Regions from separate parts of the Homo sapiens genome. Here region 2 is linked to region 1. The links are chromatin contacts, found by Hi-C or POLR2A ChIA-PET in ENCODE. All regions are on one chromosome and are shown on one strand. Each heading gives the region's core, a stretch centred on a gene start or an enhancer-like site at or near the end of the contact. The rest is flanking DNA. Distances are from core to core; before and after follow the strand shown. Region 1 overlaps CDCP1 (CUB domain containing protein 1). Region 2 overlaps LIMD1 (LIM domain containing 1).

What was found. A loop is a pair of places that touch in the nucleus more often than their neighbours do. ChIA-PET counts read pairs that join two places held with the same protein, here RNA polymerase II (POLR2A). Pooled maps may share reads with other maps.
Region 2: a pooled map shows a loop between it and region 1 (3-fold over the local background). The contact joins two enhancer-like sites. A Hi-C loop is called at or near these places in 4 of 50 pooled maps. POLR2A ChIA-PET finds 5 or more read pairs at or near these places in 2 of 52 experiments (WTC11 and naive thymus-derived CD8-positive, alpha-beta T cell).

The regions. Positions count from the first base shown.
Region 1 is chr3:45,102,793-45,109,732 of GRCh38, reverse strand. The region is part of intron 4 of CDCP1 (CUB domain containing protein 1); the gene reads left to right. Among named protein-coding and RNA genes, the nearest start is that of CDCP1, 40 kb to the left of the region's middle. Within about 2 kb of position 4,257, at least 4 of the 41 ENCODE cell types and tissues checked have a DNase peak (open chromatin) inside an H3K27ac peak, as active enhancers do.
Region 2 is chr3:45,664,078-45,671,017 of GRCh38, reverse strand. LIMD1 (LIM domain containing 1) reads right to left here. Exons shown (of 8, transcript NM_014240.3): 3 at 5,301-5,368; 4 at 2,662-2,724. Among named protein-coding and RNA genes, the nearest start is that of LIMD1-AS1, 21 kb to the left of the region's middle. Within about 2 kb of position 3,760, at least 11 of the 41 ENCODE cell types and tissues checked have a DNase peak (open chromatin) inside an H3K27ac peak, as active enhancers do.

The DNA.
Region 1 (6,940 bases), core at 3,008-5,507:
TCAGGGTCATGTACCTGCAAGGTCAGCCCCTGAGAGTGAGCACCTCCTTAAACTTTGCTCCCTAGGTGCCTGGCTTGCCTCACCCCAGTCTTGGCCCTGAGGGGTGTCGTGCAGATTTTGAGATAAAAGATACAAAATTAACTCAGACTGGCTCTTCCTGGGCCTCATGCATGATGTGAAGGAGTGAGTTGTGGCAAGTGGTCTCCAACCAGGACATTTCTGATGTGTGTTGCTAAGGATGGACGCTGTTCAGAGGGCTGATTCTCATTCTTGTTTTTACTATTATTTACTTCTAGGAAGTAGGCAGAGCCAGGCAGAAAAATTAAGTGGGAGTGTGGAATGGCGTGCTGCTGTTTTTTGTAGGGCTGATAAGCATCTGAAAAGTGGCAGTGTGGGATCCACTAGAGGGATTGCCCAACTGGTGCTGCCCTGGAAACGTCCATATGTATGTATGTATAATGTGTGTATAGATATATATACAAGGGGCCGGGCACGGTGGCTCATGCCTGTAATCCCAGCACTTTGGGAGACCAAGGCAGGCAAATCACTTGAGGTCAGGAGTTCGAGACCAGCCTGGCCTACGTGGCAAAACCCCGTCCTACAAAAAAGTCAAAAATTAGCCAGGCATGATGGCGCGCACCTGTAATCCCAACTACTTGGGAGGCTGAGACATGGAAATTGCTTGAACCCAGAAGGCAGAGGTTGCAGTGAACCGAGATTGGGCCACTGCACTCCAGCCTGGGTGACAGAGTGAGACTCCATCTCAAAAAAAAAAAAAATATATATATATATATATGTATACATGCATATATATATATATGTATACATGCATATATATATATATGTATACATGCATATATATATATACATGCATATATATGTATACATGCATATATATATATACATGCATATATATGTATACATGCATATATATATATACATGCATATATATGTATACATGCATATATATATATACATGCATATATATGTATACATGCATATATATATGTATACATGCATATATATATGTATACATGCACATATATATATAGTGTGTGTGTGTGTGTATCCATTGAGACATTTTTATGATTCCACTGTCACAACTGTACAATCAGAATGTTGAAAACAGCCACAAAAGGATTTAGAAATGGAGTGGGCTTGGGGTTTAGAAGACAGGGGGATTTGTTTATCACCTCAGTCATGGTGGAATGCTGCTTAGAAGCTCTGATTAATTCTGCTAACTGTAACATCAGCTGGGTTGATTTCTAAAACTAATCAAATTGTTAAACGTGCTATAAACAGCATCAAGAAGGACATGGATTTAGTGCTGAGATTAAAGGGCAATAACTGCCGTTGAGAGGTGTTTAGCAGTGTCAAGCCCTCTAACTTTGCACTGTTTCTAGCGGAGTGAGTGGACTTGGCGGCAGAAATATCTTTGGGGATAAATTTAGGTTGGGCTGGACTGCCTGAGAACTCTGATCTCTGGGCAGCTTCATCTTGATCCTCTGAACCTCTATGTGGACCCTAAATTTCAAGGGCTAGCCCAAGGAAGCCAGTCCTGTGCCCCTACCTGTTTGTCTGACCCATTCTTTTTTTTTCTTTTTTTTTTAGGCAGAGTCTTGCTCTGTCACCCAGGCTGGAGTGCAGTGGCGTGATCTCGGCTCTCAGCTCACTGTAACCTCCACCTCCCAGGTTCAAGCGATTCTCCTGCCTCAGCTTCTTGAGTAGCTGGGATTACAGGCGCCTGCCACCACACCCAACTAATTTTTTGTATTTTTAGTAGAGATTGGGTTTCACTATGTTGGCCAGCCTGGTCTTGAACTCCTGGCCTCAAGTGATCCACCCGCCTCGGCCACCCAAAGTGCTGGGATTACAGGTGTGAGCCACCACTCCCAGCCCTCATTCTTTATTCTCTCTCATTTGCTAAGTGTTTGTAGGCAGCTTGTATTGCTGGCAGCATAGCCCCATTAAGGATAATGACCTGGAGTTGGCCTGCATGGATTTGAATCTGGTTCCCCCACTTACTTTGACCATGGGCAAGTCACTTCACCTCTTTGTGACCCAGTTGCTCATCTGTAAAGTGGAAGTGGTAAGACTGTCCTCATCGGGGTGTTGTGAGGACAGTGTGAGGTAGCACAGTGCCTGGCAGGTAGTGAGCGCTCTTTAAATGTTTCCTGCAGGGTTCTAGGTCAAGGCAGGCATGCAGGGTTAGAAAAGACACAACACGGGCCGGGCGCGGTGGCTCATGACTGTAATCCCAGCACTTTCAGAGGCCGAGGTGGGAAGATTATAAGGTCAGGAGTTTGAGACCAGCCTGGCCAATATGGTGAAACCCCATCTCTACTAAAAATACAAAAAATTAGCCGGGCGTGGTGGCAGGCACCTGTAGTCCCAGCTACTCAGGAGGCTGAGGCAGGAGAATCGCTTGAACCCGGGAGGTGGAGGTTGTGGTGAGCCAATATTGTGCCACTGCACTCCAGCCTGGGCAACACAGCAAGACTCCATCTCAAAAAAAAAAAGAAAGAAAGGAAAGAAAGACACAACACTTGTTCAAACAAAGAGATTAGACTGTGGCTCCAGAAATGATTGGTAGGATGCAGCAAGTCACTCATGGAAGGAATTCCAATGGCATGTGGTGAGGTTGGAGGCAGGAGAGTGGACCGCAGCTGGTAGGAATACTAAGGGGAGACTCTGGGCAGAGTCTGGCCCTTCTCAGGCTGTGCAGGAGGCCCCATCTGTGCCAATGGTGTGTGCCGCTCATGATCACTGGAAGAGCTCTATGTGCTGCTCCTGCTTTCTTAGCCTTGGAGGTGAGAAAGAAGCTGAGAGAGGGGCCTCAAGGTGACTGAGTTTTGGGTCAGAGCCTCTGCCCTTGCTTCTCCTGTGAGTGCTAGAGGAAAATCTCCTGGGGCTAGTTTCCCCCTCGACCCCTTCACTGCTGCACCTCTCTGAGTCCAACCCAGGCTTTGCCCTAACTTGACCTTCCTTTGTCCCCAGAAGCAGGGGAACAACTACCCAGACCAAAGCCACTACCCCAGGAGTGCACTTGTGGGTGGTTTGCATTCTTCACACAACATGGATTTATCTGTCTCCACGTCTGCATCTTACTAAACTCCTCCCAGTCAGGAATCTTGTCTTATTGCTCTTTCTATTCCCACCACAGCTTCCGACACATTCCAGGCCCTCCATAAATCCGTGTTGCACCAATCTCAGGAGTCAGCATCTTTTCCAAAGTGGCTCAAGAGCCAGTTGCACCATAAGAACCCACAGCCCATCTGAAGGGGCAAGGCAGATACAGTGAAGTGGGGCACCCATGAGAGCAGCTGCTTGGTGGTGGGGCAGACAAGGAGAAGGGCATCAGAAATAAGAGCAAAGGCAGAGCCTGGAGACCTTCTCAAACCAAAGTGCAACCATAGAAAGCCAGAGCCTCAGCAGGGGTGGAGAAAGCTGTGAGAGGCACCAGCCAGCCCAAACCCCTCATTATCTACAGCAGGACCTGAGCACAGTGGGCCCAGGCTACAAAAAAACAGACAGGTGTTACCTTGAACCTAATTGTCCAAAAAACAAGATAAAAATATCTACCATCAGTCCTCTCTACTTTGCTGAGAAACATCAGGTAGGTTCAAACTAGACCCAGAGAACTCCTGTAGGGAGTATTTTTCCATGGCTTGACCACAAACATCCTGTGTTTTGAGTCATGTACAATTACCCAGGAACTGAGGAATAACTGATGTGGCCATCCGTGACCACATCTGTAAGCAGTGATAGCTTCAGCTGCCCACAGTGTGCAAACCACGGGTGTCTGAGAGCTCAGTTCATGTTCACCTCTACCACACAAATCTTGTTTTTAAGTGCTCCACAATGCACCCTCTCCTTTCTTTTTTGATATCACAAGATTACCATGTCATGCCTGATGTTATTACCACTTTCACCAGGCAGCCTGTTTCTCTCTTTGTATAATTTCTAAAGGTTCAAGTGGCCCTGCTGATAATGATTATGTGAGTTAATGGTACAGTATTCTACCCATCTATATTATATTCTACCCATCTATATATCTACCCATCTATAAGGCTTTAGGGAGAGCCTTCTAGCCTACTAGCCTACTGCTTTATGCATCCTCTTCTAGCTTTTGGAAAATCTGTTTGCTTTCCTGAAAATACCAAACAAACTATTATCTTCAAAACCCATGGGCTTCTGGGTGATCATGAGTCACATACGACAAGCAGATGTGCATTTCCAGTGTGTTACACAGGACGCTTTGTTAACCACTCTGGGTGAATGCTGGTTGTGGAAGCAGATACATTGCTCCTTTTTTGGCTTTTACAACCTCCAGAAGCCACCTGGAACCTTAAATAATTATTGGATTTGTTTTTGCTTCTTGTTTTTTGTTTTTGTTGGGTAACTTGTGTTCCATGAGTCTTAAATTTGTCCTGCTGAGCTGATAGGTATTATGGCCTTTGACTTACTCCCATTGAGTCCATTTCCAAAAAAAATTGTCTATCTATAGATACCACAAAAATGATTAGGGGCCTTTATGAAACATCAGTCAGTAACCCAATCCCTTCAAAGGTCCCCAGTGTGGCTTTTACAACAGTGTCAATAACTATTAAATAGTGAAGGGTTTTCTTTTGGTGGCAGGTGGGGGTTAAACATCAGGCTCAAATGTTTTGTTTGTTTGTTTTTTGAGACAGAGTTTTGCTCTTGTTGCCCAGGCTGGAGTGCAATGGCACGATCTTGGCTCACCGCAACCTCCGCCTCCTGGGTTCAAGCGATTCTCCTGTCTCAGCTTCTCAAGTAGCTGGGATTACAAGCCCACCATGCCCAGCTAATTTTGTATTTTCAGTAGAGACAGGGTTTCTCCATGTTGGTCAGACTGGTCTCAAACAATCGACCTCAGGTGATCTGCCCACCTCAGCCTCCCAAAGTGCCAGGATTACAGGCGTGAGCCACCACACCCAGCCTCAAATGTTTTTTATATGAAGGCATCTGCAATGTTGTAGAAAAACTATGGGATTCTTTCAAGGCAGGAAACTGTGTCCAGATCACAGATCTGCCCCTTTATTAGGGAACATTGAGCGGTTAATTTGCAACCTTCTCAGCTGTAAAATAACAATAGTCATTCCTCCTTCCCCCCATGTTGTGAGGGTGAGATAAGGCAACTTGTCAAAGCACACAGACCTCACTGAGTAAAGATCTGTCTTGTCTTTCCATAGATTTATGAATGTTAATAGGTAATTTTACATTTAAAACACCCATCTGTGAGAGATAAGGGCTGCACATTTCCACCCTGTTTTGCCTGCTGAAGCCACATATGAAAACATTCTGTAGGCAGCAGGGAAATTAACTGTGTCTACCCCTCAGGTTCCTCAGGTTATTTTGAGATCCAACCAAAAGAAGTGTGGAAAGAAATGTGTAAAATGACTAATGAATGAGGTGCAAATGCAAAATAGAAAGTGGAATGAAGTGTGATATTACAGAGAGCCTCCTCATAACGGGCAGTCTGTCTTGCCCCCAGAATCAATAAACTGGGCTTCTGTTTTAGCTGGGACATGAGGTATCTCACCACAGTCCACCTGATTATTATACAGTAATTTTCAAAAGAAATATAAACTGTAAAACCACAATAGTGTTTCACACCCACTAGAATAGCTAAAACAAGAAAGGCTGAGAACATCAAATGATGGTGAGAATGGACGGCAACAGAACTCTTATGGAGTGCTCCTGGGAGTGTCAAATGGTGTGACCACCTGGGAGAATTGTCTGGCAGATTCTTATGAAGTTAAACTTACACCTACTCTCATAGTCCATTTAGTGTTGCCATAACAGAATACCTGAGACTAGGTAATTTATAAAGAAAAGAGATTTATTTGGCTCACGATTCTGGTGACTGGAAAGTCCAAGAAGCATGGCACCAGCATCTGCTCAGCTTCTGGTGAGAGCCTCTTGCTGTGCCATAATATAGCAGAGGAGTGGCAAGGGAAACGGGCATGTGTGAAAAAGATGAAAACATGAGAGGCAGCCTAGCTTTATAACAGCCCACTCTTGTGAAAACTGATCCACTCCCATGGAACTAACCCAGTCTTGTGAGAAAGAGATTAATCTGTTTTAACAACCTAATCACCTCTTAAAGGCACCACCTCCCAACATTGCCCCACTGGGGACCGACCACACCTCAATATGAATTTGGGTGGGGACAAGCTATATTCAAAGCATAGTGCTTACCTATGAGACCTAGGTATTTACTCAAGAGAAAGGAAACTATGTGTCTACTCAAACACTTGTACAAGGATATTCATAGCAGTCTTATCCATAAAAGTCAAAAACTGAAAACAATCTAAATCACCAACAGAGGAATGGATAAACAAATGTGATATGCTCGCTCATGGAGTACTACTCAGGAATAATAAGGGAAAGAACGACTGATACCCACAGCAACATGGATGAGCCCTAAAAACATCATTCTGCAGAGAGAAAAAAAGCCAGAGACAAAAGAGTATGTACCGTACAATTCCATTTCTATGAAGTTCCAGGGCAGCCAGAATCTGCAGTGATAGAAATCAGAAAATCGTTGCCTTTTAGGGGATGGGAAGTTGGGGGAAACTGACTGGAAAAGAGCACAAAGGAAACTCTGGGATGATAAGAATGTTCTAGATCTTTCTTTGGGTGATTGATACAATGGATATAACAAAATTGTACAGACTCATCACACTGAACACTTAAGATCTGTGTATTTTATTATGTGTAAATTATTTGTCAAAAAAAAAAAATCAAGACCAAGTATGGTGGCTCACGCCTGTAATCCCAACGCTTTGGGAGGCCGAGGCAGGCATATTTGGTTGAGCCCAAAGGAGTCTGAGACCAGCCTGGGCAACATGGCAAAACCCTGTCTCTACAAAAAATAGCTGGGTGTGGTGGCATGTGCTACTAGGGAGTGGTCCCA
Region 2 (6,940 bases), core at 2,511-5,010, 560 kb before region 1:
GCCTAAAGTAAGATTAGAAAAAGATGCCATTTTGCTGCATTGTGACTAGCTGTAATACTTTTTTTATGTGAGACTATGCCTGGTTCTAACCTGCAAGCCCAGAATGTACCCCTCTATTAACAAAAGGGTATATAGAGAGACAATTTACACAAAGAGTTAGACAGCTGGGGTTCTGTCTAGACATTCACTAAAAGTTTTCAAGTCCTAGGGAAGACCTGAAAGACTGAAGCTTCAACTTCATACTATCCCATATGGTAGAGATCTCACATCAAGAGATGGGGACTATTTCCCCCTCCCCTTGAATCAGAACTGGCTTTGTGACTTTCTTTAATTAACAGAAAGCAGAAGAAACAATGTTCTGAGATTTCTGAGTCAAAGGCTTAAGAAGACTGGTAGCTTCCACTTCCTATCTCTTGCTGTAAGGAAGTCTGAACTAGACTACTGAATGATTAGAGGCTACAGGGAGAGGGGCCTGGAGGGTGAGAGGTCATCTTGGATGTTCCAGTTCAACTGTGCTACCAGCTGAACAAAGTTAAGTAGGAGACCCCAGCCAATGCCACACAGAGCAGAAGAATTGGCCTGCTAAACCCTGACCTAAATCCTGACCCACAGCATGAAGCATGATGATAAATAAGAAATCACTATTGTTTTAAACTACAAAGTTTTAGGGTGGTTTGTCATGCAGCAATAGATAAATGACATACCCTGAGGTTATCCAAAGAAGTCTTAGGATTACTAGAACTAAGAATAGGGTATAATCATACTCATAAATTCAGAGCATGTTGACTTCATATGAAGTAGGTTTGTCAGAAGGACACTAAAAACAAAGGCAAATTCTGCTAAAGAAATAGAGCCCTACAGAGTCTAGAAGATACCTGGGAAGGAGAGGTAAGCATATGTAGCTTCTGCCTACCTCCCACTGCGAGCATGGGGGAAGGGCCACGTTTCCCAGGGAGGTCTTGGCTACTAATGAGGACATGGCTCTAATAGGGCTAAGACCTCTGCTGAGGTCTGTCAAAGCCTGGGAGATAGCAGATATTCATCACGAATGGGGAGGGCTGTGGGTCACTGATGTTTTATAAATATTAGCATATAACCAGCAGAAATGAGTGTTTATGTCCATCAAAGACATGTTCAAGAGTATTCACAGCAGCTTCATGCATAAATAGCAAAAAACTAGAAACCACCAAATCCCCATCAACATGAGATGGAGAAATAAATTGTGCTATATCCATACAATGGAATTCCACTTAGCAATACAAATCAATAAACTACCAATACAGGTAACAGCATGGATGAAGCTCAAAAACATATGTAATAAGACCTGAAAGAGTCTATACTATATGTTTCTATTTATATGAAGTTCCAAAACCAGCAAAATGAATTTCTGGCAATAGAAGTTGGAATAATGGTTGCCTTTGTGGGAGTGGGGTCTTGAGTGGGAATAGACAAGAAGGAACTTTCTGGAGTTTGGGAAGTGTTCTATATCTTGATCTGGGTGGTGGTTACAGGGGTATATGCACATGTGAAAACTCGTTCAGATGTACACTTAAGATTAGTATCTTTTACTCTATGAGTTATTTCTCAATAAAAAGGTAAAATTAAAAATACTAATAATTAGAAATTATCTTCTCTAGAATGAAATTAATGAGTCAGCTTAGAGAGGGACTTAACTGTTTCCAACTTAAAGTATGTTATATAATCATTTCCTCTGATCAGTATATTAAAGAACTTCTTAAAGGCTGGTTTCCAATGGTGAACAATTTGATGTTGTATTCATTAACCTCATAACCTAACCCTCTAGGGAAAAATTGTCCCCACTGAAGACCTGAAGCCCAAAATAACCTCAGAGAGCCAGTGACTGAGCAAAGAATGGAATGTATAAAACCTGGTCCTTGCTCTGCTGTCTCAGAACTAAATGACAGGCCCTAAAAACTCATCTTCGTAATGGTGTGAGCTGGGCATAACACAGGGAGAAAAACAACTTTGCTCCTCTGGCTTTCTGCATTTGACTCCAAGGTAGCTGAGATTTCTGCAGTAAAAACAGACTGTATTTAGCATCTCACCTGGGATGCCACAAGGATCACAGAGAAGCCAGAGGGAGGCCAGTGCGATTCAAACAGCCCAGAGGAGGAGAAAGCATTATCGGAAACATGATAGCGTGTGCTCTAGATGGTTAAAGATGTTAATTCCAATAAAAGCCAACAATGTGGGTTCTATTAGAACAAGCAAGCTGTACTTTACAGGGACTTTTTTTTTTTTTTTGAGGTGGAGTCTCACTCTGTTGCCCAGGCTGGAGTGCAGTGGCGTGATCTTGGCTCACTGCAAACTCCGCCTCCAGGGTTCAAACAATTCTCCTGCCTTGGCCTCTCAAGTAGCTGGGACTACAGGCATGCACCACCACGCCCGGAAAATTTTTGTATTTTTAGTAGAGACAAGGTTTCACCATATTGGCCAGGCTGGTTGGTCTCAAACTCCTGACCTCGTGATCCGCCCGCCTCGGCCTCCCAAAGTGCTGGGATTACAGGCATGAGCCACTGCGCCCAGCTGTAACCACAAATCAAGATAAGAAACACTGTCCTCAATTATTAATTTCTTTTTTCTCTGAACACCTCCTCCTCCACCTGAGATGCTGTTCTCTTCTTTGGCTGACCTACTCACCATGTCCATGATCAGATGTCCACAAAGAAAACACCTGTCAGCCGACTGCTGGAAACCAGAGTACTGCAGAAGAAAAAGAAAAGAAAGTTAAACCCAGACTGGTAAGATGAATCAGCCACTTCCCCAACAGCCAAGAGGATTATAAGGAATTTCTCAGAAAGATGTGTCACTCTGTGCAGAATTCTGTCATCCCCAAGTACAACACAGCTGTGGGCTGAGTCATAGAATATTCTCTGCCACGAAAGCCATCACAAATACTAGTACCACTCACTCTAACAATGACTGTGTCTGGGCACCCACAGCATGCCAGGCTCTATGTAAGGGACTGTATATAGAGATGCTTTAATCCCATCTCAGTGGTTCTCAAAGAGCAGTTCCCTGGCATCACTTGAAAGCTTGTAAAAAATGCAAATCCTTGGGCTCCACTCCAGACCTACTGATTTGGAAACTCAGGGGGTGGGTTCTGGCAATCTGTGTTTTCACAAGCCTTTCAGGGGATTCTGAAACCATCACTCTAATGCTTACAACAATTCTGCAAGGTCTACATTATTACCCAGAATCCTCAAATAGAAGCAGAGGGCAGCTCAGAGAGGTTAAGTGAACTTTTCAAGGTCACACAGCCAACAAAGGGTAAGGACAGAAATCAAATTCAACTCCGGTTCTGGTTAAAAAGCTAATGCCTTTTATAGTTAGCTTCAAAGAAACTTAATAAATATCTACTTTACCTTACCTTATCTTACCTAAACACATACACACACACAGTCTTGAAAGACATGAGGTGCTCTCTTCAAAAAACATACTAGATGCTACACGCTAGACTAGAAGTTTGGGTATTACAAACACAACTTAACTGGGGGAAACCTTATGAAAGGAAGCTGGGAAAAACAAAAAAGGGAAACTTTCTGCAACTCTACACCATGTGGTGGAGGTTTCTGTTGTCTGGCACCTACGCCCCATTCTGGGGGTAATAGCTCTCTATTTTCATTTGAGATCCAGCCCCCAGCTCCACACCACGTGGCTCCCATCACCATGTGGGCTGGCTCCATGCCAGGGCCCAGGCAGGGCATTGACAGATCTGGCCCATCAGAGCCTTGCATTCCTCCAGCACTGTTACTTTTTCCAGGCGTGGGCATGTGGCCCAGTAAGAGCCAATGAGACTCCATCAGACGTCTGTGGAGGATTCCGAAGGAGGGACTGGCACTCTTGCCCATCGGATGTGAAACTGAGAGAATGTAAACTCTGGGGTCCTCCCAACATCTGGCCATCACATAGGACCTGAGACTGAAGCTAACACTGAGATACACGGCCAAAAACTGTGGAGAAAATGACTCCTGAGGCACTGCTGGAATAATTTCCTTTTTACTTAAGCCCGTTTGGGTTTGCTAGTCTGTTTCTGGCCAACAGGAATCATAATGAATCAACTTTTCAGTGAAAACCAAATAGAGCTTTTCTCAAGGGAAGGCAGGGAGAAGCTGGCCCTGAGCCCATCTCTGCATCTCACATTCCTCATCCCTGAGATGACAGAGTCATTTCAACCACCAACTACCAAGCACCCAGTCTGCATGGCATCTTGTTAGAATCTGCAGGTGTGAAGGTGAAGACGCATGTTCTTTCTATCCTGGAAGCTTTCAGTCAATGGAGGAGAGACTTGTAAGCAGACATACTGCTCAGGGCTAACAGCCCACAGCCCTGCCAGGGCAGGCCCTGGGCATGGTGGCAGCACAGAAGAGCTCCTCCATTGTGGGTGCAGGAGGGACAGGAAGGCTGTTGGGGGGATCTGGGAAAATAAAGGGGCAAGACATTGCAAGCAGGGGAAATGGCCCAAGCAAAGGCACGAAGGCATGAGGTTGCATAGGTGTGGGCAGCTGGGGATTCCAGACCTCGGAGAGCTTCTGAGTGTGCTTTGTACCCTGCACATGCTGGGACCAAGCAGGCCAGGTTTATGCCCTATAAGGCCTCTTGATGCGGGTGTGCGGAGGCCGTTAAGCTAGCCTGGCTGAGCCATGCCGGAGGTATGAACGGAGGCAGAATTGTGGAAGACATGGCAGCACAGAGTTCAACGCCTGGCTGCGTTCAAGGAGGTGGGGTTGAGGACAAACCTAGGAGGCAATTCTCACAGATCAGGACCCAAGGCAAGGTAAGATTTTTCTGCTTCACAGAAATATGGTGAGGGGCTGGTACGTGAGGGGTTGGGACACAGCCCAGGGGCCAGTGGGATGCCAGCAGCTGGCCTCAGAGGTGCGGCAGGGCTAGAGCTCAGGTCTGGGAGCCACTGGCACATGGATGGACTTCCAGTCCATGGGAGAAGCTAGATCCCCAGAGAGAGTGGGATGAGAAGAAGAGAGCCCAGGTCCCAGTCCAGTGGTCTAAGAGGAGGAGTCCAGGGTGGTGGAAGAGGCAGAACTGCAGAAAGCAGCAAGAGGATAGCCAAGTGACCCCACAGTTCCTTCAAAGTACAAAGCTGTGTGGTTTGCCATTGGCCTCAGGAACATGGCCACCCCCAAGTATCTACAGAAGGAAAGGCAGGGCCCCTCTCTCCAGCAGTGCAGCTTCCCTACACGCTGGCCCAGGTCCCCCCAGGCCCCTGCCCTCTGACTCTGGCCAGGACATGCAAGGGGAGGCTTCGGTGACACACTCACCAGGAAGTCTTCTTCACAAAACACTTTGCCGTTGACAAAATAAAAGGCTTTTCCTCTCAGCTTCCGGCCTAAGGAAAAAATCACAAACACAGGGTAAAAAAAGAAAAATTTTAATATGCAGTGGAAAAAGTGAAAAGTGAAAAGCAAAATCTTTAGGCAGAAATAAACACGTAAAAACCGCCAACTGTCAATGACACTTTCCAGTTCCTAAAAGATGCCGTGGCCCTCGGCGAGAGGCAGGCAGGCTGAGGCCGGGAGGAAGGGTGCCCTGGCAGGTGCTATTTGGCAAAAAGACTCAAGGGCTGACTTGGAAGTCATCCTACGCTCACCTTCCAGCACCTCCTATCTGCTTGGAAAGATGCCAGCAAAGCATTTGGTGGCAGGACAGCAGAGGCAACACAAGGGGGCATCCAAGCAACAGTCTCTTGTGAAGATGCAGTTTCCCACAGGCATTTATGACAGTCACCTTGGACATATGCTCCAGGACCATTGTGACCGCCTATCAGGAGAGTCCTATACATTGGTTAACTATTATTTTCCTATCTTTTTCTCACCTAAACTGTAGAAAACACACATTGTTGGAAGGATATTTTTGTTTCTCTTGACCTAAAACGAGTAGGCGGGAGTGGGAAAAGTTCAAAGCACCCTGATTCCTTGGATGGAACTCTTGCTTCCATAAGGCTAACACAGGTAAACATCCTTTATCAGTCCCTCTCATCTCTTATGGAAAACACAATGGGGCTGTGAGCTCAAGGTCAGCAGAGGGTGTCCCGGGATCCCCTACTTGGCAGTATTCACAGATCTGAGGGCATTTCCAGTGCTAGGCTCAACACATACTCAACAGGCAATGTGGGGGTTTCAGAAACTGAATGAACTCTCTGCAAAAAGTTAAACCAAGCCCTTTGGGGCCAGCCCACAAAATGAAAGTAAAATCATCATTGTCACAAACAGTGCCCGAGATACAGAGAAACCCGCCAGACGAACACTGGCTGCCCTCGCCTGGTGACGCCCACAGGAGGCAAAGCAGCGCAAGGCAGATAGCGACAAGACTGTCAAAGAACATTCCTCAGACCTCAGAGAGGACCCTGAAAGCATCAACGCAGCGGAAAAGGCATAAAAAAGGAAGTAACTTTAACTACAAATCCATCTTCTTTGCTGTGGTGGTCGTTGCTACCAGATCTAGTGTTGTCTGAATGTTTCCCCCAGCCCTCCTGTAGGTTCCTGTAGGACTTTTTAATACTCTGAGTATATGCTACATTCCTTGAAGATATAGCTAAGTCAGCTTCATACTTGGAGGGGAAGCTTTGGCAATACTCTAACAGAGTGCAGTACATGTTGAGTTAAAGAAAAAAGGAAGAGTAAGCCATGGATCAGAAGATGGCCAAAGCACATATAAAATGCTATTAGTATCTGGCCGGGCACAGTTGTTCACGTCTGTAGTCCCAGCATTTTGGGAGGCTGACACGGGAGGATCACTTGAGGTCAGGAGTTTGGGACCAGCCTGGCCAACATGGTGAAACTTTGTCTCTACAAAAGGTACAAAAATTGGCCGGGCACAGTGGCTCAAGCCTGTAGTGCCAGCACTTTGGGAGGCTGAGGCAGGTGGATCACCTGAGGTCAGGAGTTCGAGATCAGCCTGG